Linked DNA regions of Homo sapiens: all the other regions are linked to region 3. Evidence: read pairs that join two places in POLR2A ChIA-PET (ENCODE). Cell type or tissue: HepG2. All regions are shown on one strand. Each heading gives the region's core, and the rest is flanking DNA. Links, peaks and the distances in the headings are about the cores only.

Region 1 (7,754 bases), core at 2,827-5,326, 280 kb before region 3:
ACAGGCACATTTCTAGAGACAGAAAGTAGATGTTGTGGTTGCCAGGGGCTGAGAGTGGGGAAAGGGGGAATGTAGATAATTGCTAATGAGTACGAAGCTTCTTTTAAGGGGGACAAAAATATTCTAAAATTAGATTATGGTGATGGTGGTGGTGATGGTTGTACAATCCTGAAAATATATTTTAGAAACATGGAGTTGTACACTTTAATGAGTTGTATGGTACAGAAATTATATCTCAATAAAGCTGTTATAAAAATCAAGAAAATAAATATGATCACAAATACCAATCTTATTGAAATCTAGTTATCAAAATTTTTAAAAAATGTTATAGTATAGCAATATATGTGCCTTATCAGCATATTAAATCGCAAAATCCAGTGGGGTCTATTAACCACCTTAATTTAAAACTAGTAATGGGAACAAATGCTACTTCAAGATATCTGAAACAACACTAATGTGATGTGGAGACATCTGTAATTGCAATTGGTGACAGGGTCAGAGATACGGCTAACCCACATTGGTGACAGAGTCACAGACATAGCTAACATACTGGTTTTGTTGCCTGCCTTCCTAATTAGAGGAAATGCTGCATTTCAGGTAGGATTTATACAAATAAAGATGGACTTTTCTCCCCACCCAAGAAAACTAATCCTCAAATCCTATGCACAGAGCCCTTAAGGAGCTTTGGGCCCCAGAAGAACCCTTGGGCTGGATGGAACCATTTCTACATCATCATGGAGGTAAGAAAAGGGGCAGCTGGTTCCCTCTCTACCTCATTGTCTTAAGCAGCCGAAAAGGATTCTTAGGCTGCCTCGACTCCCACAGTTAAGGAATTTCAACCAGGAACTAAGATCCCAAAGTGAAATGTTAGAAAGGAGAAAATGACAGAAAACATCAGCCCCTCATACCAAGCCCTCAGAGCAGATGGACTGTGAACTGACTTTCATCACTTCCTGCTGTCTCTAAAGATGTTGACTCAGAGAGGCAAGTGTAGAAAGCTTGGATGAACATTTGAAGCAGGTGAACCTTGTTTTAGCTGACACACATCCCAACACCCCAACTCAAAAGATCCACCATGCCATGTTTTCCAGGACACATTTGATTTCCTGGTTCCTCTCAACCATCCCCATCCCCCTCAAAGGCACTTGTCCTCATCAGACCACAAGTCCCAACTGGGATTGGAAATATAGTCAGACAGTCCCATCCTCCCCTCTGAAGCTCTTCCTACCCTCAGCCCCCCAGGAGTGGGTGCTGGCAGCCCTAGAGCTGCCTCGCTCAGGAACCAGCATGGACTGGCTGCTCCTGCCTCATGCTCCTCTAGCGAGCACAGGAGGACAGAAGGCAGGCACCAGGGCCTCACAACATGACCTGCTACCACCCACCAATCAGATGGCTCTGTCCAGGCTGGTTCTCGGGACATAGCTGGTGGGGCAGAGAGTCGGGACAGACCGTAAGACCAGAGACCTCCCTTCCTCCATTTCTCTAGGCAGGACTGATGGTAAGATGTGATTTAAAGAGCAGGACTGATTACCAGCGTAGCTGGAGAGGCCAACAACTTGAAAATACACCCAATTCCCATTATTCACAGTAGCTATGTTCCATAGAGTTACCAGCAGATACTGAAGCAAGCAGCACTCCTAAAGGAAATGCAGAGTTAGGTTCCTGAAAGCCTCAGGTTGCAACATTTTTGTCAATCAATCAATACTAACCTTGTTTTATGTGTTTTTCTATTTAAAAGACACCTTACTGAATAAACAGATGGTCCTCAACTTACAATGGGGTCATGTCCTGATAAACCCAGGATAGGTTGAAAATATCCTAAGTTGACAATGCATTCAATACACCTAACCTACCAAACACCATAGAGGTATGTCTCAGCTTGCCTTCCACCTATCCAGAACACATGTTAGCCTACAGCTGGGCGAAATCATGAAATACAAAGCCTACTTTCTGAAAGAGTGTTGAATATCTTATGAAATGTATAGACTATTGAACAGAAAGTGAAAAACAGAATGGTCCCATGGGTATTTGAAAGATGGTTTCTACTGAATGCATATCACTTTCACACCGTTGTTAAGTTGAAAAATCATACTGGAAGGAACCATCGTAAGTCAGGAATCATCTGTACAGTGTTGATTCGTTAACACTCAACCAGTGGCACTAGAACACAAACCTGAATACAGTTTATCAAACACACATATTTTCCCCATAAGGCACATCACTGCCTTCTTGCACTTGGAAACACTAGACAGCACTTTCAAACAGTGAAACCACGAAGAAAAAGCACAAAACATGGAAAACATGGCACTAAACAAATCATGAAAACCACACTCGTTTACACCAAGAGGCTGAAACAAGATGGCAGAGCATCCTTTTCAGCTGGGAAAAGGCTCATCGGGTAACACATTTTTGCCACTCTGCTGGTGTCTATGAGTTCTGATCTTGGGGTGACAAACAAATTTTAGAGAGCAGATGAATTTACAAATATGGAATCCACAAATAATGAGGATCCACTGAACATGGTTTAAGGACCTGGCAAACAGCGAGGAGACTTACTAGGAAAACAGCCATTCATCAGCCTTAATGTGAATTAATCTGTACAAGGGCTCTTCACCTGGGGTGACAGAGGAAGCCCCTGGCAGCCATTGGAGCTTCAAGGGGTAGCTCCTGGGGGAATCTGTATACAAAATTGTTCTCAAAATTGTATGCAATTTTTTTTTTGACAGTCTCGCTGTGTTGCCCAGGCTGGAGTACAATGGTGCAATCTCAGCTCACTGTAACCTCCACCTCCTGGGTTCAAGCTATTCTTCCACCTCAGCCACTCAAGCAGCTGGGATTACAGGCATGCGCCACCATACCCAGCTATTTTTTGTAGTTTTAGTAGGGACGGCATTTCGCCATGTTGCCAGGCTGGTCTTGAACTCCCGACCTCAAGTGATCTGCCCGTCTCGGCCTTCCAAAGTGCTGAGATTACAGGCATGAGCCACTGTGCCTGGCCAAAATTTATGCAAATTTTTGATATGTATTTTTATGGGGGCTAAAATCCCATTTTCAACAGAATCTCAAGAGGTCGGTGCCCCCAAAAAGGTTAAGAACCAGTTTAATGAATGAATATTTTCCCCAATGCTCACTTGAATTTGACTGGGTTTTCTCTGGGGAAGGGAGAGTGCAGAGTAACTTAAAGATAATCAATGAAATCATCAACCTCTGAGAGCAGCAGAAGCCCCTCGTCTTGAGGACTAAGCAGACTCTGCTGGCAGCAGGGTGGAGAGTTACAGAATATGAAGTGCCTGGGATATTAGGTTCTCAGGATCACTTAGAAAAGTACTGGGAAGCCACTGTCCCACCTTTTCCATCAGCCTGCCTCAAAAGCTCAGAATGGTGGCAAAATAGCATATTAGTCTCCTTTACTACCGCAACAAATGACTACAAACACAGTGGCTTAAGCAGCACAGACTCATGACCTTACAGCTCTGCACTCAAAATTCTGAAATGGATTTCGCTGAGCTGAAAGGAAGGTGTCGGCAGGTCTGCATCTGCTCCGAAGGCTGCAGGACAGAATCCATTTCCTTGTCTCTTGCAGCTCCCAGAGGCTGCCTGGATTCCTTGGCTCTCGGCTCCTTCCTTCCTCTTCAAATTCAGCAATCGCGGCAATCGGATCCCTCTTCCATCCTCACATTTCCTTCCCTCTCCCTGCCTGGCCTCCCTCTTCCAGCTTTTAAGGACCCTGTGAGTGCGATGGACTCATCCAGATCATCCAGGATAATGTCTCCTCTCAAGGTCCTGATCACATCTGCAAAGTCCTCCTGCCATGTAAGTGCCACATTCACAGCCTGGGAAGGAGGATGTGGGCCTTCCAGCCCACAGGTCTCCTGCCTCTGCTCACACACTGATGAAGGGTGAGGAGAAGGAAGAGGCATCCTCTCCCCCAGCATCTGCTTGGGTGCAATGACAAACCCACTGGTGAGACACTCGGACTCTGTCATGCACCTACAGGGCCCTCCTGGGAGGTGGCCTATGAAACCCCAACTTCACAGGCAGAAACAAAGGCTGTGTGCATTGCCAAATGTCTTCCCCCAGCCTTCAGGTACTGCAGACAGGGCTGCAGAGAGGTAAATCAGCAGTTCTCAGTGCCCCATCTCAGTAGATAAACTGATAAATGCAATAAAATAATTCCGACACCAAAAATACCTATTTCAACCCTAGCAGCTTTACAAAGCCTTGAAACAGAACCCGTATGCCCTGGTATGATCCAGTTCTGACTTTGTGAACCACGAAACAAGGAGGCCTTTGTGCATTCATTCAACTATGCAAATAAGCCTGACCAAATAAAACAAAATGACAGGAAATTGCTAAACAAAGTGTTGTGGCCAAATCCACACTTGAGGGGTGGGAAGATGACCCTGGGAGAAGCTATGCAAACAAAACCGACCCCTTGCCCTGGTGCATTACAGATGACAGGCGTGGACTTCACATCCCGGCCACTGGGAAAATTAAGCACAAGTAAAAACACGACTTTCTATCCTCATATTTTAAAAACAAACAAACAAAACCCAACAGGACCACCTTGTCCCATTCCAATACTGTCAATTATTGACCCCTTGAGAAAAACAGCTTTACCTCTGACTTATACAATGCAGGAGCTCAAAACAGGCCTTGACCATGGTGGACAGGAACATCATGAGAAGATGTTTCTCCACCATGAACAGACTCACTGTAAACAAACTGGGAGGCCCCAGGCAGCAGAACTTCATTCTCTTCTGGGTCCAGAGGCCAGAGAGCTGAAATCCAGGCATCAGCAGGGCTCCTCTGATACCTGGAGCCGGGGACCTCCTTACCTGGCCCTGTGTCTTGTGTTTGCTGCTTGTTCTGTCCTTGGCGTTCCTTGGCTTATGACTTCCTCACTCCAGTCCCTTCCTCCGTCGTCGCGTGGCAATTCTCTCCCAATATGTCCCCTCGTTGTTATGTGGTCATCCTCTCCCCGCGTGGTGTCCCCCAATTGTCATGTGGCCATCCTCTCCTCACGTGTCCCCCCACCATTATGTGGCCATTCTCTCTCCATGTGTCCCCCCACCATTATGTGGCCATTCTCTCCCCACATGTCCTCCCATCATCACGTGGCCATCCCCTCCCCACATGTCCTGTCGTCCCAAGGCCATCCTCTCCCCATGTGTCCCCTGTCATCACGAGGCCATCCTCTTTTGGCATTCCCCCGTTGTCACGAGGCCATCCTCTCCTGACATCCCCCTGTTGTCACGTGGCCATCCTCTCCCAACATGTCCCCCCCATCATCACGTGGCCATCCTCTCCCCACATGTCCCTCCATTGTCACATGTACATCTTCTTAGAACAGCAGTCACACTGGATTAAGGGCCCACCCTACTCCAGTATAATCTCATCTCAGCGTTACAACTGCAACAACCCTATCTCCAAATAAGATCCCCTTCTGAGGTCCCGGGGGTTAGGCTTCAACATATCCTTTTGGAGGACACAATTCAGCCCAAACACTTGGTCATCTTTTCACTTGGTGGGCCCGTCCTTTTAAAGCCTGACTGCCCCATTGACCGTCTCTCCAGTAAGCTTCCTCTCTTCCTGCAGTGCCTTCACCTCCAAGTCCTCCCCCGACCCTTCTGATGTATCAGGAGCATGCACCCCACCCCAGAAGGCAGGGGCCTGGCAGCCTCACTGCCCACCTCCAGCACTCCCAGAGGCCTGGCTTCCCAGGAGGCCGGTTCCAGAGTCACCCCGCACCCTACTTGCCCCCAAACAACTGTATTTTCTCAATTATGTTTGAAGGAAGAAGAAATCCTTTTTGCTTTCCAAAATGGGGGTGACAACACAGATGTCTACACACACCAGGAAGGTAGCAAATGAAGCTAGCCAGGCATGGTGGCTCGCACCTGTAATCCTAGCACTTTGGGAGGCCAAGGCAGGAGGATTGCTTCAGCCCAGGAGTTCAAGACCAGCCTGGGCAACACAGGGAGACTCCATCCCTACAAAAATTCTTTTAAAAAGTAACCAGGCATGGTGGTGGGAACCTGTGGTCCCAGCTACTTGGGAGGCTGAGATAGCAGGATTGCTTGAGCCCAGGAGGTCAAGACTGCAGTGAGCTGTGATTGTACCACTACCCTGTCTCAAAAACAAATAAACAACAACAACAAAATGAAGCTGCTGGAAGGGCTTTGGGTGAGCAGAGAACACACACCTGCCATTAGCTGGTGGGCAGCTGCTGCAGGTGCCAGTCATGCTCACCAGCCCAGTGGTGCCAGGCTGCAGTGTTTCCAGGAGACAGGGCACTCCAGACCTTCCAGTGCTGGCAACCATCTCCATTTATTTTAAGCACTGCGTGGGCTGGAAGCACACCTCTGCAGACTGAATTTGGCCTGCCCATTTGCAACTTCCATCCCCCCTTTCTTGATAATCTCAGAAATACACAGACTTCCTGTCTCCCACGCTTTTAGTTGCATTTCCTGTAAGTTTTCCTACACGAGAATGTCTTTGCTTCCCCTTTGGCTGGCCACGAATTTCTGGCCTTTTGAGGAAAGCCCTCCCTTCTACCTCCTCAGCCCCCTTCCTCGACTCCTCTTGCCAGATTTTTAGCCGCCGGCTCTGTGGACACATCTTCGTGCCTTCTGTGGCTGGCACCCTTCCAGGGACAGAGACACTGCAGTGAACCAAACAGATGGAAACCATCCAGCATTTGGCAGTGGCCAAGAGGAACAGGAGGAATGAATGGATGAGTGATGGCAGGGGGTGCAGACCAAGATGGGGTGGGAGGCTGGGGTGGGGGCACTGCCGAGGCACAGCCAGGAAGAGGCGGGCGCTGCTCAAGCTTCCTGCCAGGATAGATAAGATCAATCAGTGCAATATAGACAGTGACAGGCGCGGAGCAGAAAAAGTGAGCAGGGAGTAGGGTATGAATAGTGGGGAAGGGGAAGTGACATTTTAGATGGTGTTGTCTGAGAAGGCCTCATTGCAAGGGTGACATCTGAATGCGGACCTGAAGGAAGCCAGGGAGATGGCTGCATGGAGAGTGGAGGAGCACTGTAGGCCCAGAAGGGCACGTGCAAAGGTCCTGCGGCAGAAGCACTCCTGACCAGTGCAAGCCCCAGCGAGGCGGGCAGTGTGACTGAAGGTTCATGGAGGAAGTGGCGTGGGGAACACACTGCACAGAAGTTTGAGGTCACAGAAAGGTTTTGGGTGTCACTCTGAATGCCACTGCAGGGGTCTGGGGATCATCCTGGCTGCTCTGTTGAGAACTGACTCTAGAGGAACAAGGAGAGAAGGAAGGAGACCAGTTAGGAGGTGCTAGCGCCACCTGGGCAAGAGAGGACTCTAGCCTGAGCCAGGGCGCAGCAATGGAAGAGCTGAAGAGTTCTGGAGACAGACAGACAGACAGACACACATACACACGTGCTTTTTAGTTGCGGAACTTTCCAAAGAAAAGTAGGGTGACATAATAAACCCTTGTACCTTCATTACCACGTACCCACCAACTCCACCTTCTCCCAGCCCACGCCCAGGCTACTCACTCTCCTATACCTTAGATCAGCTCAACTCAAAATGGGCTCCTCACACCAGCAGCACCAAGCATTAGAAATACAAGTTACGGGGCCCACCCCAGGCCTTGTGAATCAGAAGCTCTGGGCTCAAGACCTAGAAAGCTGTTTTAATGAGCCCTCCAGGGGACTTGAATGCATGCCAAAGCTTGAGAAGCACTGCCCTAGGTTATTGTGAGTAAATTCCAGGCATCA
Region 2 (7,754 bases), core at 2,827-5,326, 200 kb after region 3:
TACTTAAGATACAGGACCTGGGAATCTGTAGCTTTATAATACAGGCTTCAAATCATAGTGTGTAAACAGCCCAATTTACTCATCTACTATTGAGAATGTACAAGAGCTTACTAGTGAATATTGTGGTGCATCAACATTTTTGCCAAGTGATTCTGAGTTGCATTTAAAATTCCAGGAAGAGGCCGGGAGTGCCTATAATCCCAACACTTTGGGAGGCTGAGGTGGGCAGATTGCTTGAGCTCAGGAGTTTGAGACCAGCCTGGGCAACATGGCGAAACCCCGTCTCTACAAAAAAAATACAAAAACCAGCTGGCTGTGGTAGTGTGTGACTGTAGTCCCAACCACTTGGGAGGCTGAGGTGGGAGGCTGGCTTGACCCTGGGAGGCTGAGGCTGCAGTGAGCCAAGATCATGCCACCGCACTCCAGCCTGGGCAACAGAGCCAGACCCTGTCTCAAAAACATGAAATGAAATGAAATGAAATGAAATGAAATGAAATGAAATGAAATGAAATGAAATGAAATGAAATAGAATTCCAGGAAGCCAGAGGCTTCTGGGTAGCATGTGAATCATGGGAGGGAAAGCCAACACTGTTTTGCCCCAAAAGTTGCTCTTTAATGTCCAGACATTACTTAGGCATGGCAACCACATGCCCCAGATTTCCCATTCGAGTCCTGGTTCAGGTGAATGTTTTGTCATTTTCAGACCATGTGTGGCTGCTGAGCTAATTGGCCAAAGTAACTCCATTTTGCTTTCTGTGCATCCTGGAACCGTAAGGCATCGTCAGGGCAAGCCAGGGCCCTTCCGAGAAAGCTCTTCCTAGAGCTGCTGGTGTGTGTGCTGGGAAGACCTGCACATACCAAGCGTCCAGGGTAGTGATTTGGGATTTGTCCTGGCACTAAACAGCATTCTAAGGTTTAGCTGCCTCTGACCCTGGCTTATATTTGAAGGGTGTCCATTCTGCCTCCCTTCTGGAAACTCTGTATAGGAAAGTCATAGCTCTATTCATAATTCTTGTTTCATCCAATCTAAGGTACCCCACATTTTAAGATGTATCATTAAGGGGAAATGTGCCAAATCAGATAATATTCCCTAACCACAAGGGATCTTTATTTCATACTTATTGAAAGAGTTATTATAGACTTAATTAGACACCAATTTAAAAATCATATATCATTATTGTGCATACATTTTAAAAAATGCAAGTGAACTAAATTGGCCACAGTATTCCTAAAACATCTCCACATTTAGAGCCTGAGGCAGAGGTGTCTGCTTGAGGGCTTTCCACGTTGCAGCCTCCTGAGCCCATCAAAGCATGGCCCGGCTCTTCTGCTTCCCCCTAGGCTGCACTCCGTGCCCAATGCACCAGCTCAAGCCAGAGCACGTCCCTCCTCTGCTCAGAACTAAAGCCAGGTACTTGCCGAGGCTACAAAGCCATCTGGCTCCTGTGACCTCTTTGACCTCATCTTCCTCCCTCCTGCCGACCCCTGCAGCTCTGGAACAAGCCAGGCCTGCCTCTCCTCTGGGCTTTTGCCTGTGCCTTCCCCCTGCCTGGAACTCCCTCCCTACAGGGAGCCATAGAGCTCCTCCCAGCCTTTGCTCAAATATCACCATCTCTGTAGAGCCTTCCCTGACTGTGCTGCACACAATCTCCAAACTGCAGCCCTCCTATGACCAGCCATCCCGTCTCCACCAACCCCAACCCCTTCCAGCTTTTACTCTTCCCATAGCACTTATCCCCACTTGGCACACTGTTAATATATATACTTCCTTGCTTACTGTCTGACCCCACTAGAAAAAAGCTCAATGCAATGAGGACGTGTATCTGCTTGGTTCACTGATGTAACCTCCAGTGCCTAGAATTCAGTCTAGCACATAGTTGACCTTACAATAACTATTTGTTAGATGAAATGAAGAGACATCTAAAAAAACACAGGATACAAAGTACAGCGGAGACAATCCTATTTGTGTTTCAAACACATCTATATTTGTAACTAGAAGAATGTGCCCCATTATCTCATTATCCCTGGGTGATTTTCTGCATATGTGCGTTTTGGTGGTTTCCAAATTTTCTTAATTAAAGCATGGCTTATTTTTGTAGTAGAGAAATATGTTATTAAAAATAAATGCATAAGTACTTGTTGAACTAAAAAAGAAGATAATTGCCGAAATATTAAAATCTGCCTGTGCTTTTAAAAACTCAACTATCCATAAAGAAGATGCTTGACGATAATGTATATTCTCTGTTGGATTGAAACCTCAGCGGGCTGAAGCTCTTGATTTTTGCAAGTTGTCTTACAATACCTTAATTAGTCTAATTGTTTTGGGGTATGGAGGATCATACATTTGAGAAGGCAAAACCCAGGTTATCTCCTATCTCAGCTCTGGTCTGTACCCAACTTCTTGGAGGAATGTGACTAGAGAAAGTTCTTCTGTCATCCTTGCAGATTTCTGTCTTAAACTGGGTATTTATTTAAAGTACAGGACAAGGCCACACATATAGGGCCCAACTCCCCTCAGTTCCAGCAAGCCCCCTGGAGATCCGGAATCTCAGAGGCCTGCTAGATTCCCTTTTTCTTTCCTTGGGTTGCGGGTGGTCTAGGGATGGCAAGATGGGAAAGGAGGCGTTCAGGAATGAGAAAGAATCAAATGCTATACAAATTAAATCTCCTCAACACCGGCAATGTTCATGGAATTGAACCCAAACGCTGGATAGCTCATCAGTGAGCACTGTTTGGCAATGAATTGCTCAACAGAGACATTTTCAACAAAATATGAATTAGTTTAATCATTACATGTTCAAGAAAACCTTGTTGGAAGGAAAATGCCCTGCCTTGTTTCAGATTGCACACTGAACACCACTGAGGCTCTCCTCCCATCCCAAGGCCCTGGGGCCATCAGGCTGCCTGCTGGGAGGTGGCCCAGGGGTGTGGCTGCTGGTGCCACCAGGAGACGCCTGCTGTGCCTGCTCCTCCTCCCCCAGCGGCTCCTTCCCCAGTGCTTCCATGGCCAGGGGCCCCACACTAGGGCTTCAATTGCTCACCCAGGGTGGGCAGGCAGTGAGCACAGCTTTACCCAGGACTGGGGCCTCTGCCAGGGAGCTGGCACCCCCACGCCCATCCCGCAGAACGAGGCCAGGCCCTCTGGGACAGTCACACTGCACAAAGTCCAGATGTTACCGCTACGGAAAAGTGTCTTCGGCGTTACGAAGATGCAGTAACTCAAGGCCTTTGGGGAAAAGGCACATTTGAGTCTTGGAAAGTTTTTCCAGAGCTGGAGAACAAGTCTACGAGTACCGTGGATGCAGGAGATGACTGAGTCTCCTTCACGCCTTCATTCAGGCACTCGGCACACAGCCACTGAATACACACTACCTGCCAGCAAGCTGCACCATGTGCTAGGAAAGCAGGAAGATCAAGACAAGACCCTCGCTTCCTGGCAGCTCACATTCCAGTGTGGGGGTTGGGGGGTGGGGCAAATCAGCACACTACAAACAAAAGAGCAAGTGTGGAGACACAGGTGTTGAGGAACGGTGGAGGGAACCAACTCAGTGGGCCGGAGCGGGGGGTGTTGGTGAAGCCTTTCTGGAGGGGGTGTCAGAGGCAGGAGTGAGACCTGCAGAGAGGAAGGGTGTTGGCAAGGACAGGGAGCCCCAGACCCTCCCTGACCCTAATGTTTCCAGGCCTCCTTCGGACGGTGCACCGAGTGACTGGCGGAAGCACAGTGTAATCCTCCCTGGACTGGACTCTGGAACGGCATGTCCGGGGGGGGCAGGGGCGTTGTAGGCTGTTTAGTCACTGTGGCATCCCCAGTGCCTCACACACTGCTACATGATAGGCACTCGACAAATATTTGCTGAATTGAATGTTGTGGAATCATCAGAGCAGACCCGGGACATCTGGGTCCACGTTTGGTGGCGAACTGCAAAGCGATGGGTGCAAAGGTCGTCATGCAGGTGAAGCAATGAACACCGAGAGGGACCTGAGCAGACCCCACTTCCGTGTGCTCCAGCCTCTGCTGACAGCGCTCCTCTGAGCTAACGATCTCTCTCCTGGGGGAGAAAAAGGGCCACCTTCTTTCTTTTGCAAAGTAGGAAGAATTTCTAAGTAAATTTTGCTTTACAATGTTTCCCTAAGAATAAAGAGGAATTGAAGATTTTTTTTTTAACATATCCGTCATCATAAACCTCAAGGAATTAGATAATATAGGACCAATACAGGTTAGAAATATCCAGTCGTTCAGACAGAGACACATGTGAGTGCAGAAGGCTAAGCTATTTCACCCACAAACTCACTAAACAATGTTGTTTCCAATAGCAGAGACATCATAATTTGAAAAATAGTACATAATAATTATGCAAAATGGAAATAAGGTGCTTTTGAGTAGAAAAGAAAAAAGGCTACAAAGGTATTTCAGGAGAAAATGGTTCTATTTCCAAAAAGGGGAGAAATAAAACAAGGTTAACAGCTTAAAGCCCACGAGCCCTGTGACACCAAGTTGGAGACTATCAGGCAAAGACAGCTTCAAAAGTGCATATTTGGTAGAAAAATGAACAAAATGAAATTCACTGAAAGTCTTTGGATATTGGGTTGCTGTTGGGGCTGCCGATTCATTTTTTCCTTCTCTAAAGGGACACAGCATTCATTCACAGATGATTCCTTTATCTCACCTAAAACAATGCCCGTGGTATCGACTATTATCCTTGGCAAAGTGCCTTTGCATTAAAACATGGTGACAGCATTTCTCGGCCCTGATGTTGGGGAGAGTTCCTACCATGTAATTATCCAGCTCAATTAGAAGACAAGGTCAGAACAAACAGATCCAGAGGGAAGGTCCATGCCTGCTAGACACACAGATGTGGTCCCACATCATTTTCTTTTTTCTTTTTTTCTTTTTAGGTAGCCTGTTACTGTTTCATACACATGGTTTTCAAAGTAACAGGCAGCCAGATAGTAAGACTGCAGGGAGCAAATGAAAATTCACATTTTTTTGATTGAGTACCTATATTGCAGGCAGTTTCACATATAACATTTCATATAATGTCTACAGAAATGTACACAGCTAATTGTCTATGACATTGGTATTACTGAGACCATCTCACAGATGAGGAAACTAAGGTTCATTAATTTGACTGATAAGACTTATAAGAGGTTCATTACTTTGAGCCTGGTTTAGCTAATAAGTTTCATAACCAGAAGTCAATCAGATGTGGCCGCCATCAAAGCCCATGGGCCCAAGGCATGGTCTCTCAATTGTACCACAATGAGGCCTACACTTCTGTTTTGCACTCTACACATTTTCTTAGTGGAATACAATAACAGCTGTACCTGTTTTCACCTTTTTATAAGGATCTCAATGATCCTCATTAAATGTAATTAAGAACACAGTGAAACCTGAAACTATTCTGCGTGAAGGTGCCTTGTCCAGTCTGGGGAGAAGACAAGCTCGGAGTCTTGGGTGACAAAGTCGCTCATTGATGGATTGCCAGCAGTCTGGTAGTAACGCCTTAGTGACTGAAGGTCAAGAACATTTCTCTTGGGCTCCGCTTCCCAATTCCAGTTGAAGAATAACAAGCTCTGTGGTTTCTACACAACAGAAACCACAGATTCCCAGGGGCCCTGTCAATCAAGCTTGACACTAAATGGTGATGACTGCTCCTGTTATTGCAAAATACATGTATACTAAACAAAGACCGTACTGGTTAGTTTTGCTTAAATACTGGAGGATTCTGACCAGTACAATGCTAAAACATAAACTTTCATTTATGAAAAAAGATAAACTTTCTAAAATTCCCAGGTTATACTCAAGAAGTAACTTGCTCCCTGTGAAGAGAGGGTGGGGTTGCAGAGACTCCAGAGATCTCCACTTCTGCAGTGTCAGTGTGGAACTGTATCTATTGCTCCAGTATCCACTCCTGACCAGCAGGAATGGCAAAGAACCTCAGAAGAGTACAGGTGGTAGGTGCTGAGTAAAACTGGAAGTCTGAGTGTGTCTCCTAGACACTAGCAACTACAAGGATATACTTTCAATGAAACTCTTTGAACTCATTGGGAGAAACCTGAAAAATACCATGTGCTGTTGAGGAATTAATGCCCACTCCCACCCCCAGTCTTCATCTAATTATGCTTTTATAATTAATTAATTAATGCCCACTCCCACCCCCAGTCTTCATCTAATTGTGCTTTTTAAATTAATTAATTAATGCCCACTCCCACCCCCAGTCTTCATCTAATTGTGCTTTTTTAATTAATTAATTAATGCCCACTCTCACCCCCAGTCTTCATCTAATTGTGCTTTTTAATTATTTTATTTTATTTTATTTTATTTTTTTGAGATGAAGTCTTGCTCTGTCGCCCAGTCTGGAGTGCAGTGGTGCGACCTCGGCTCACTACAAGCTCCGCCTCCCGGGTTTTTGCCATTCTCCTGCCTCAACCTCCCGAGTAGCTGGGACTACAGGCACCTGCCACCACGCCTGGCTAATTTCTTTGTATTTTTAGTAGAGACAGGGTTTCACCATGTTAGCCAGGATGGTCTCGATCTCCTGACCTCGTGATCTGCCCGCCTCAGCCTCCCAAAGTGCTGGGATTACAGGTGTGAGCCACTGCGCCCACCCTATCGTGCTTTTTAAATTAATTGATTAATGCCCACTCCCATCCCCAGTCTTCATCTACTTGTGCTTTTCCAAGTATATTCATCTATGGTTAAACTTTCATATCATTTCTTTACTTTTCTTTTAAGCCACACACTTCTGAGATTAAAAAACAACAACAACAAAAAAACTGTTCAGCTCATTTTGAAATACAACAGAAGTATTCCTGAGGACTTCCCCATGGCAAACACGATTATTAACTGATTACTAAAAAGAGAAGGGCAAAAGGCAAAATAATGGACATTAGATCTAGGGAAAAATGGTGGAAACAACCTTAAAGAATACGGTGGAGAAACATCTGGAAAAAGCATATTTAATTAGAGAACACCAAGAGGGACTGAAACAAAGGAAATCATGCCTGGCTGGCCTGATGGAAGGCTTGGAAGGTGTGACTGCCATGAAAGCTACAATCAATTAAATAAGTGCCACCTTTCTTGAATTTTGCCAAGCAGATGGCAAAGTTGGAGAATCAACAGGGAAACTGCAGAGTGATACAATGGAGAGAGAGAAGGATCAGAAAGCCCCTCCTACAGCTACATCCCTATCCCTCTTAGGCTTGCGTCATACATTGTCCAGTTGGCTTCAACATTCAGAATAACTGGAGCCCTAAAGAACTGTCAAGTTCTGAGAACAGTCTTTCCATTTCCAGAAACAACTTCCTGAGAGACCGTTACATGGCTGCCAAGAAAACACTGCTTCATGTTTAAAGCACTTGTGAAACTTGAGGTCAAAAAGCAGAGGTCCACCAAGCAAGGCCACAGAAAAACAGCTTGAAAATGCTCTAGCTGAGCCTATACGCTCTGTGGCAAAACCTCGTGACTGTAGTGCTTACTCTGGGCAGTTCTGGAAGGCTTTTTCTACCAGAAGTTTCCATCAGTTGAGGTTTTGACTCTTACTCTCCCCTGGGTGGAGACTCTGAGGCTGCATGGTGCAAGATGAAAGGACTTCAATATTGTCTGACTATAAGAGCAAGCTCTGCAAAGCACTTTTTTGAAGAGATTTTTGAATGGAAAATCTGGGTGGGAAAATAGGAAAACAGGTCAGTTGAGCAAAGGAATATCAACTATTCCTGTTCGCCACATGAGCTGAGAATGCAGCCTCTCCTTC
Region 3 (7,754 bases), core at 1,803-4,302:
GAAACCAATCCAATCTCATGTAAGAACCAAGGAAAAGAAACATTCTTCAACACAATGAGCAGGAGGTCATGGAGCCATGAGCAGACATAGATCATGGTTTCCACCTGTTGCATCTTAGGAAAAGAAACCAAATATTTCCTTCCTGCCTGCCTTCCTTTCTTCCTTCCCTCCTGCCTTCCTTTTTTCCTTCCTTCTTGCCTCCCGTCCTTCCTGCCTGCCTTCTTTCCTTCTAATGTAACATTTGCTTATTAGAGGCTGGGCCCGGTGGTTCACATCTGCAATCCCAGCACTTCAGGAGCGAGGCACGTGGATCACGAGGTCAGGAGTTTTGAGAGCAGCCTGGCCAACACGGTGAAACTCTGTCTCTACTAAAAATACAAAAATTAGCCGGGTGTGGTGGCACGCACCTGTAATCTCAGCTATTCAGGAGGCTGAGGCAGGAGAATTGCTTGAACCTGGGAGGTGGAAGTTGAAGTGAGCTGAGATCACACCACTGCACTTCAGCCTCGGCAACAGAGCAAGACTCTTTCTCAGAAATAATAATAATAATAATAATGACAAAGTAACATTTGTTTATTAGAGAAAAAGTTTGAAAATGTAGGTAAGGCCGGGCACAGTGGCTAATGCCTGTAATCCCAGCACTTTGGGAGGCTGAGGCCAGCAGATCACATGAGGCTGGGAGTTCAAGACCAGCCTGGCCAACATGGCAAAACCCATCTCTACTAAAAATACAAAAATTAGCCAGGTGCAGTGGTGGGCACCTGTAATTCCAGCTACTTGGGAGGCTGAGGCAGGAGAATTGCTTGAACCTGGAAGGCAGAGGTTGCAGTGAGCCGAGATTGCACCACTGCACTCCAGCCTGGGTGACAAAGCAAGACTCCGACCCAAAAAAAAAAAAAAAAGAACTAAGGGACATAAGTCAAATTTTCAATAGTGACTACCTCTAGGTAGAGGGCTAATGGATGGTTTTCATTTTCATTTCACTTATCTACTTTTTTGTTTTTGTTTTTGTTTTTTTTTGAGACAGTCTTGCTCTATCCCCTAGGCTGGAGTGCAGTGGCACGATCTCAGCTCACTGCAACCTCTGCCTCCCAGGTTCAAGCGATTCTTCTGCCTCAGCCTCCCAGAGTGGCTGGGACTACAGGCGCATACCACCACACCCGGCTAATTTTTGTATTTTTAGTAGAGACAGGATTTCACCATGTTGGCCAGGCTGGTCTTCGAACTCCTGACCTCAGGCGATCCACCTGCCTCGGCCTCCCAAAGTGCTGGGATTACAGGCATGAGCCACCGCGCCTGGCTCCTTCATTCTTTTTTTTTTTTTTTTTTAAAAAAAAAAAAACAGTTATACTAAGATATAATTCACGCTGCATAGAGTTCACTCATTTAAAATGTATAATCCAATTGCTTTTAGTGTATTAACAGAGTTATGCATTTATCATCACAATACATTTTAGAATACTTTCATTACTCCAAAAAGGAACCCCTGCATGCACCCCTTAGCTCTCAGCCCCAACTCCCCGCCCCCACACCCATTCCAGCCCTGGGCAACAACTCATCTACTGTCTATCTCTACAGATTTGCCTGTTCTAGATATTTCATGTCAGTGGTCCATACTTTATGTCTCTGGCTACTTTCACTTAGCTAAAAGTGTGAGTCTTATCCACCTTGTAGCATAGGTCAGTGGGGGCAAGGGGAGTTAAGTTCCTCATGTTCAGTTTATTGGAAGAATCTATTACATTTTCTTTTCATCCTTTTATGGTTTAATTTTTAATGCTTTGTTTTGGCTGGTCTCGAACTGAACTCAGGTGATCCATCCGCCTCAGCCTCCCGAAGTGCTGGGATTATAGGCATGAGCCACCTTGCATGGCCCTGGATTTTTATATAAGCAAAAAGTAAGTGAGGAATGCAACTTTGTTTTATTCTAACTCACCATCCATTTTTTTCAGCACCTTTTATTCTGCACTGTCAGAAATTCTATCTTTTTTATATTCTACATTCTATTATATATGTCAGCGCTCTCTGCTGCCTACTCAAGAGAGTCCCCAACTTAAAACTATAAAGGCAAAGCAGGGAAGGATTCTGCAGTACCTTCTAGGACTGGGGTGCAGGGTTGCTGGGACCTGGACCCACATCCTAGTTCTGCGCGGTGGGGACAGTGGGAGGCGCAGCTACCCTCAACTGTGAATGCAGAGTGCTCAAGGCTCAGTAAAAATTGGGAGTAACTAAAAGTTTTAACTTTAGGTTTCTAATAAAACATTTTAAAGAAACTACCTTTGAAGGAGGTGTGAAGGCAAGCCGGCAAGAAGAAATAGCCTCAATAGCCTTCATCTGCAACAGGGAAAATACCCAAGGGCAAAGTTTAAAATGCATTCCTAGGTTCACTGATGAATAGACAGAAAGATCCTTTTTTTTTTAATTTTTAATTTTTTTTTTTTTTTTGATGGAGTCTTGCTCTGTCACCCAGGTTGGAGTGCAGTGGTGTGATCTCGGCTCACTGCAACCTCTGCCTCCTGGGTTCAAACGATTCTCCTGCCTCAGCCTCCTGAGTAGCTGGGATTACAGGCACCTGCCACCACCATGCCTGGCTAATTTTTTGTATTTTTAGTAGACATGGGGTTTCGCCATGTTGGCCGGGCTGGTCTTGAACTCCTGACTTCAAGTGATCCACCCACCTTGGCCTCCCAAAGTGCAGGGATTACAGGCATGAGCCACTGTGCCCTGCCTAGAAAGGCTGCTTAAAGCCCAGTGTTATCTTTAATGGCTGCTTAAAGCCCAGTGTCAACTGTGCTTTCCTAGGACACCAGTGGGCACTGGGGGAGATAACAGAGGTCCCTTCTAGAAGGAACTGTTTCACCTGCTGTAAATAGCAGTATGACACTTGAAGCAAACCTCAGCCAATCCCTCTGCAGCTCTGCCACTGCAGCGAGGAATGGTAGGGACAATCTAACCTTGAGGGGGAAAAAGATAACATTGCTTCTGGGCTGTACCATGATGTCATATTTGTTGCGGAGAACAGATAACATCATAAATTTATACACTGGAGTACAAAAGCCCATTGTCCCAAGGGGAGATGCGAAGGCAAAGGTCGAAGTCGATTTCTGACACATGTTTAAGGCAGCTGAACCAGGTCCTCCTGACAGACTCTCTTCTGAATGCTTACCACCCGTTGTTGGTGTCACTAGTTTGAGAATTAATCATACTTAATTGACATGTCAACTGAAGTTGACCCTGTCCTTTGGGTTTTGAGTGAAATTGACTTGAACCTCCATCCCAGGTGTACCTGGAGATCTAGAGTTCCCTTCAAACTCTTTGGGGGATTCATAGGGTGAAGGGCATATGTATTACATTTTTCCAGGTCATCCCTAGCTCTGAAATCCTGATTCTGCAAAATCGTTTCAGCTAATGGAACATCTCTTCATCCCAGCTTGCACCTCGCTGCCCTAACTGGCCATGATTTTGATAATTTCATTTTTTGACAAGCCATCGACCAAGGCTGCATAAATAGCTGAATTTTACCGACAACTTGAGGCCATGGAGAGGTTTATACCACCACATCTGAATCTCAGTCTAATGTTAGATATGAATCAAACCTAAAATTGAATATTAGACACCCCTGCTTCGGTCTTTTGTCCATCTCATGAAGAGTTTCTATTTCACTGCCTATATCTCTACCCGCTTCTGGGCCAGCTGTGGCAGGTCAATTCTCCCTGACCATCACACAAACAGGCCTGCAGAGCACCCCAGCTACACAGACACATTTCCACAGCACTGCCTCAACATTAAGCTAATAATTAAACCCAGGGAAATTGATGCCCAGACATCAAAGCCAGAAATGAAACACACTTCCTACACAGTCTTCTCCCAAAGCTGGAGCAAGCCAAGATGATGGAGACAGCCTTACACTCCTCGTGCCAGGACCCATCTCAGGTTAATGAAGTCTGAGATGAGTCAAGGTAACTGAGGCAGCTGTTTGAATAGATTTATGGGAGAGTTTAAGGCAGCTCTCTGGACCAAACTGCAAATGAGATAAGATAGGAATAATCACTCTGGTACCACAGTCCTCATTAAATAGAATTTAGGAGACAGGCCTTGAAGGTACTGGGGCCCTCACAGCTTGATCAGACTTAGAAAGCATTTTTTGGCCTCTGATCTTCTAGTTGAAACGAAATTAGTTACCCATAGACTTAGGTGAATGTGATACTGCACATAGGCATATGACCCCAATCTATATAAGCACTAAGAAAATTGTAACACTTTGAGTTGGTCTAGTGGAATTATCTCTGACCTTCTCCCTGTATCTGGTTACTACAAGAAATTCCCTTCTTTCCTAGTTTGTCTGCTTCTCGTTATTGGGCCACGAGAAAACACAGCCAGACCCGGCTCGGTTCCAGGAACAATCTGGCCTCCTGTCTCCCTTCCCTCGACCTTTTGCCTTAATTAATTCACTTCCTTCCACCATACCCAGATTTCTCCTAACCTCTTACACAGACCATTTTGGCTCTCTTTTTTCACTGCCTCCTTCCAGATAAACTGTTGAAGCCTCACCTCCGAACTAGAGTGACCTCTCAAGGTATTTTCAAAACCAAAGTCCATCCTCTTCCTGAGTGGAACTCCAGTGTTAGCTGATAGAACAACATTTTATCAGATCCATGTGCAATTTCTAATTATGGCAACCTGTGACAGTTCTGAATTTTTTTAAACTCCTGTGTTGTTTTTAAATATTTTAGTTAAACAGTGAGATAGGGCCAGGAGTAGCACCTGTTCCCATAAGCCAGACTAGAAAACTTCATGTTTCACCTTATTGGGCATTGGGTACAGCACTCAGAAAGGTTTTACCTCAGTAATGAGGAGGAATGAGTCCTAGATTAATCATGGCTCAGTCCCACCTAAGAAGTATTCAAAGCAAGCAAGCAAAACTGAGACTGTTTCCAAGTCACTTAATTTGTCCAAGAATATTTATAAGAATACAAAAATATCCAGTATTCAACAAGGCAAAATCCCTAATGTCTGACATCTAATAAAAAATTACCAGGTATTCAAAGAAGCATAAAAATTCAATCTGTAATGAGGTGAAAACTAAATCAATCAAAACCAAGTCAGAACTAGCACAGATGTTAGAATGAGCAGACAAGGATATTGAAATAATCACAATACCTGTATTCTGTATGTTCAAATAGTTAAGGAGAGACATGGAAGATATAAAAAGGACCCAAAATAAACTTTCAGAGATGAAAGCTACACTGGCTGAGATGAAAAATACGTTGGATGGGATTAATGACCATGGAAGAGATTCCAGAAGAAAGATTCGTAAACTTCAAGACAATGGCGGAGATGACCCAACAGGAAACACACAGAGAAAGAAGAATTTAATAAATGGTCCATCACTGAGTGTGGTGAGATGGGACAGTTCCTTTGACCTTGACCCCCTTTGTGGGTGGGAACTGGAGTGGCTTGTTTCCTTCAGCCTGCTGCTGGCCACTCCTCGTGAGAGGGAGTGTGTGAGCAAGTGAGCGTGGGAAACAGAGGGAATGAACACTGGAACCAGCTGGTCACTCCTCTCTGGTGGGAGCAGGCTCTGTGCAGGCCTGTGGCAGCATCCAAACCCCTGTCCTCTCGGCACTCAGGTTCTTGTTTGGTGTTCGGGAAGAATCAGGTAACTCAAACGGATTGAAGGGTAGTGTATGTGGAGGATTTTCTTGGGTGATGGATATGGCTCTCAGCAGAATGGGGAGTTGGAAAGGGGATGGTATGGGAAGAAGGGTGCAGGAAGAAGGCGACCTTTCCCTGAAGCCGCACTGTCTGAAGTTATCTGCGTCTATCCGTAATCTCTGACATTCAGTTGATGCCTTTCTGCTTGCCACTCAGCCACTTGTATCCCTGACACTCGGCGGCCTGCATCCCTGACTGCTTGCATCAGCTGCTTGTGTTGCTCTGCCAGCTGAAGTCTTTTTATGGGCACAGAATAGGGGTGTGGCAGGCCAAAAAGCAACTTTTGGGTGGAAAAGCAAGGTCAGCTGTTTTCACTTAGGGCCACAGTTCCAAGCTCAAGGCTGAGGTTTAGCCAGAAGCCCAGCTGTTCTGTATCAGTGGGAAACTTTAATCAGCTTAATCCATAATTAAGGTCCCTGAAGTGGAGGAGAGAGAGGAAGGACAGAATAAATATTTGAAAAAATAAGAGTTGAAAAATGTGCAATTTTGTTGAAAACTAACCAACCCACAGATCTAAGTAGCTCCACACAAGGAAACCTCAAGCACAAGAAACATGAAGAAAACCACGAGACACATCACAACCAAACTGTTCAGAACCCGTGATAAGAACGAAATCCTAAAAGCAACCAGAGAAAAAAGACACATTATGTACAGAGAAACAAAGACAAGACTCATGGCAGATTTCTTGTCAGAAACAATGCAAGTGAGAAGTTAGTGGAGCAACATCTGAAGTATCGGGAAAAAAAAGTCAACCAGGAATCTTATGATATCGACTGAAAACATCTTTCAGAAATGAATGCTAAACTTTGTTGAAGATATAAAAGATGAAAGAATTTATCACCCGCAGACCTGAATTATCATGTCTCTCCATGTCCTCAGCAGTATTGGTTTCAGGACCCCTGAGGATACCAAAATCCTTGGATACTCACGTCCCTGATATAAAATGATATCGTCAACCTAAAATAATCAAAAGGGTCAGAATCTAGTTTAAAGAAAGTTTATTCAAGCTCCAAGTTTCAAGATGGCTGCCCAGGAAGCACAGATTCCAAAGAATGAAAGTCAATGTTCCAAAGTGTGGAAGTTTGGAATCATTTATATAGACAAATTCAGGGGGTGCTTAGTAGAATGTCAGCATCCTTCTATACAAGGCTTAATGCGTAGTCACAAATGGTCTGATTAGTCAAGGTGTTTTTTTCTTTCAGGGAAGGCATATTTCACATTCCATATGGAAGATGTGTCATGGGGTCTTTTGCACCATCTGGTTGAAGTTAGGTACAAGACAGTAAAGGAGGCAGTTAATCTACAAGAAGGGTCAGTGGTTGGAAGAGGGGAGGTCTGGCCTCTGATCTCTCCTAGTCATTTAAAGAACAAGAACAAGGAGGAAGAGAGTTGATCTACAATCTAAGAAGCTGAAGTTACAGCTATATGCTGTGGGACTCAGGTCTCCCTGGGCCTGGTACATTTTGCATACCTCGCATAGTTCAGACTGTTCCAAGCTATTTTGCTTCACTTACTCCTAAACAACAGCCTCGGGACCTTCTGGGGTTGTGAACACACTGAAGTGCTGGGCGGCTGTTCAGAGAGGGCATGGAAGCTCCACGCCCCCTCCCTTTTCCTATGCATTTGTTTGTTCCTGAGTTAGATCCTTTATAATAAACTGGTAATAGTAAGTAAAGTACTTTCCTGAGTTCTGTGAGCTGTTCCAGCAAATTCTTGAACCTGCAGAGGGGATTGTGGGAACCCCTCCCCACTTTATAGCCAGTTGGTGAGAAGCACTGGTGGCTTGGAGTTCAGCCTGGTGCATGCAATCCAGGTGGTCTTACAGGGCCGAGCCCCCAACTGGTGGGGTCTGTGCTTACTCCAGAAGTTATCAGCAGAATGGAATTGAATTGCAGGACAACCAGTTGGTGTCTGAGAGATTGGGAACTGGTTTTGAAGGAAAAAATCCACATATTTGGTCTCAGACGTGTTGTGAGTCAAAATAGTTCAAAGGGAGGGACTGCTCAGCCTGGTCCCTTGTCCCTAATTCAGTCTGAGGCTTC

The links. Peaks named below come from ENCODE experiments on the same cell type or tissue, not always from the same donor. Only the 100,000 strongest peaks of a DNase experiment are listed, where the experiment ranks them.
Region 1: POLR2A ChIA-PET joins it to region 3 with 5 read pairs; 1 of 35 experiments calls an interaction of 5 or more read pairs at or near these places.
Region 2: POLR2A ChIA-PET joins it to region 3 with 8 read pairs; 1 of 35 experiments calls an interaction of 5 or more read pairs at or near these places.

Annotation. Positions count from the first base shown.
Region 1 is chr6:158,008,344-158,016,097 of GRCh38, reverse strand. The region is part of intron 1 of SYNJ2 (synaptojanin 2); the gene reads right to left. Among named protein-coding and RNA genes, the nearest start is that of SYNJ2-IT1, 11 kb to the right of the region's middle. RefSeq lists an enhancer at 6,529-6,668. In HepG2, for the core only: no CTCF peak of the experiment used is centred there; DNase peaks (open chromatin) are centred at 4,377 and 5,147.
Region 2 is chr6:157,527,307-157,535,060 of GRCh38, reverse strand. The region is part of intron 1 of ZDHHC14 (zDHHC palmitoyltransferase 14); the gene reads right to left. MIR3692 (microRNA 3692) reads right to left here and starts at 5,929; the gene lies at 5,861-5,929. RefSeq lists enhancers at 934-1,434, 1,435-1,935, 2,502-3,406, 3,407-4,312. In HepG2, for the core only: no CTCF peak of the experiment used is centred there; DNase peaks (open chromatin) are centred at 3,460 and 3,850; H3K4me3 peaks cover 1,123 bases.
Region 3 is chr6:157,723,790-157,731,543 of GRCh38, reverse strand. No RefSeq gene overlaps it. Among named protein-coding and RNA genes, the nearest start is that of SNX9, 96 kb to the left of the region's middle. In HepG2, for the core only: no CTCF peak of the experiment used is centred there; DNase peaks (open chromatin) are centred at 3,043 and 3,783; H3K4me3 peaks cover 537 bases.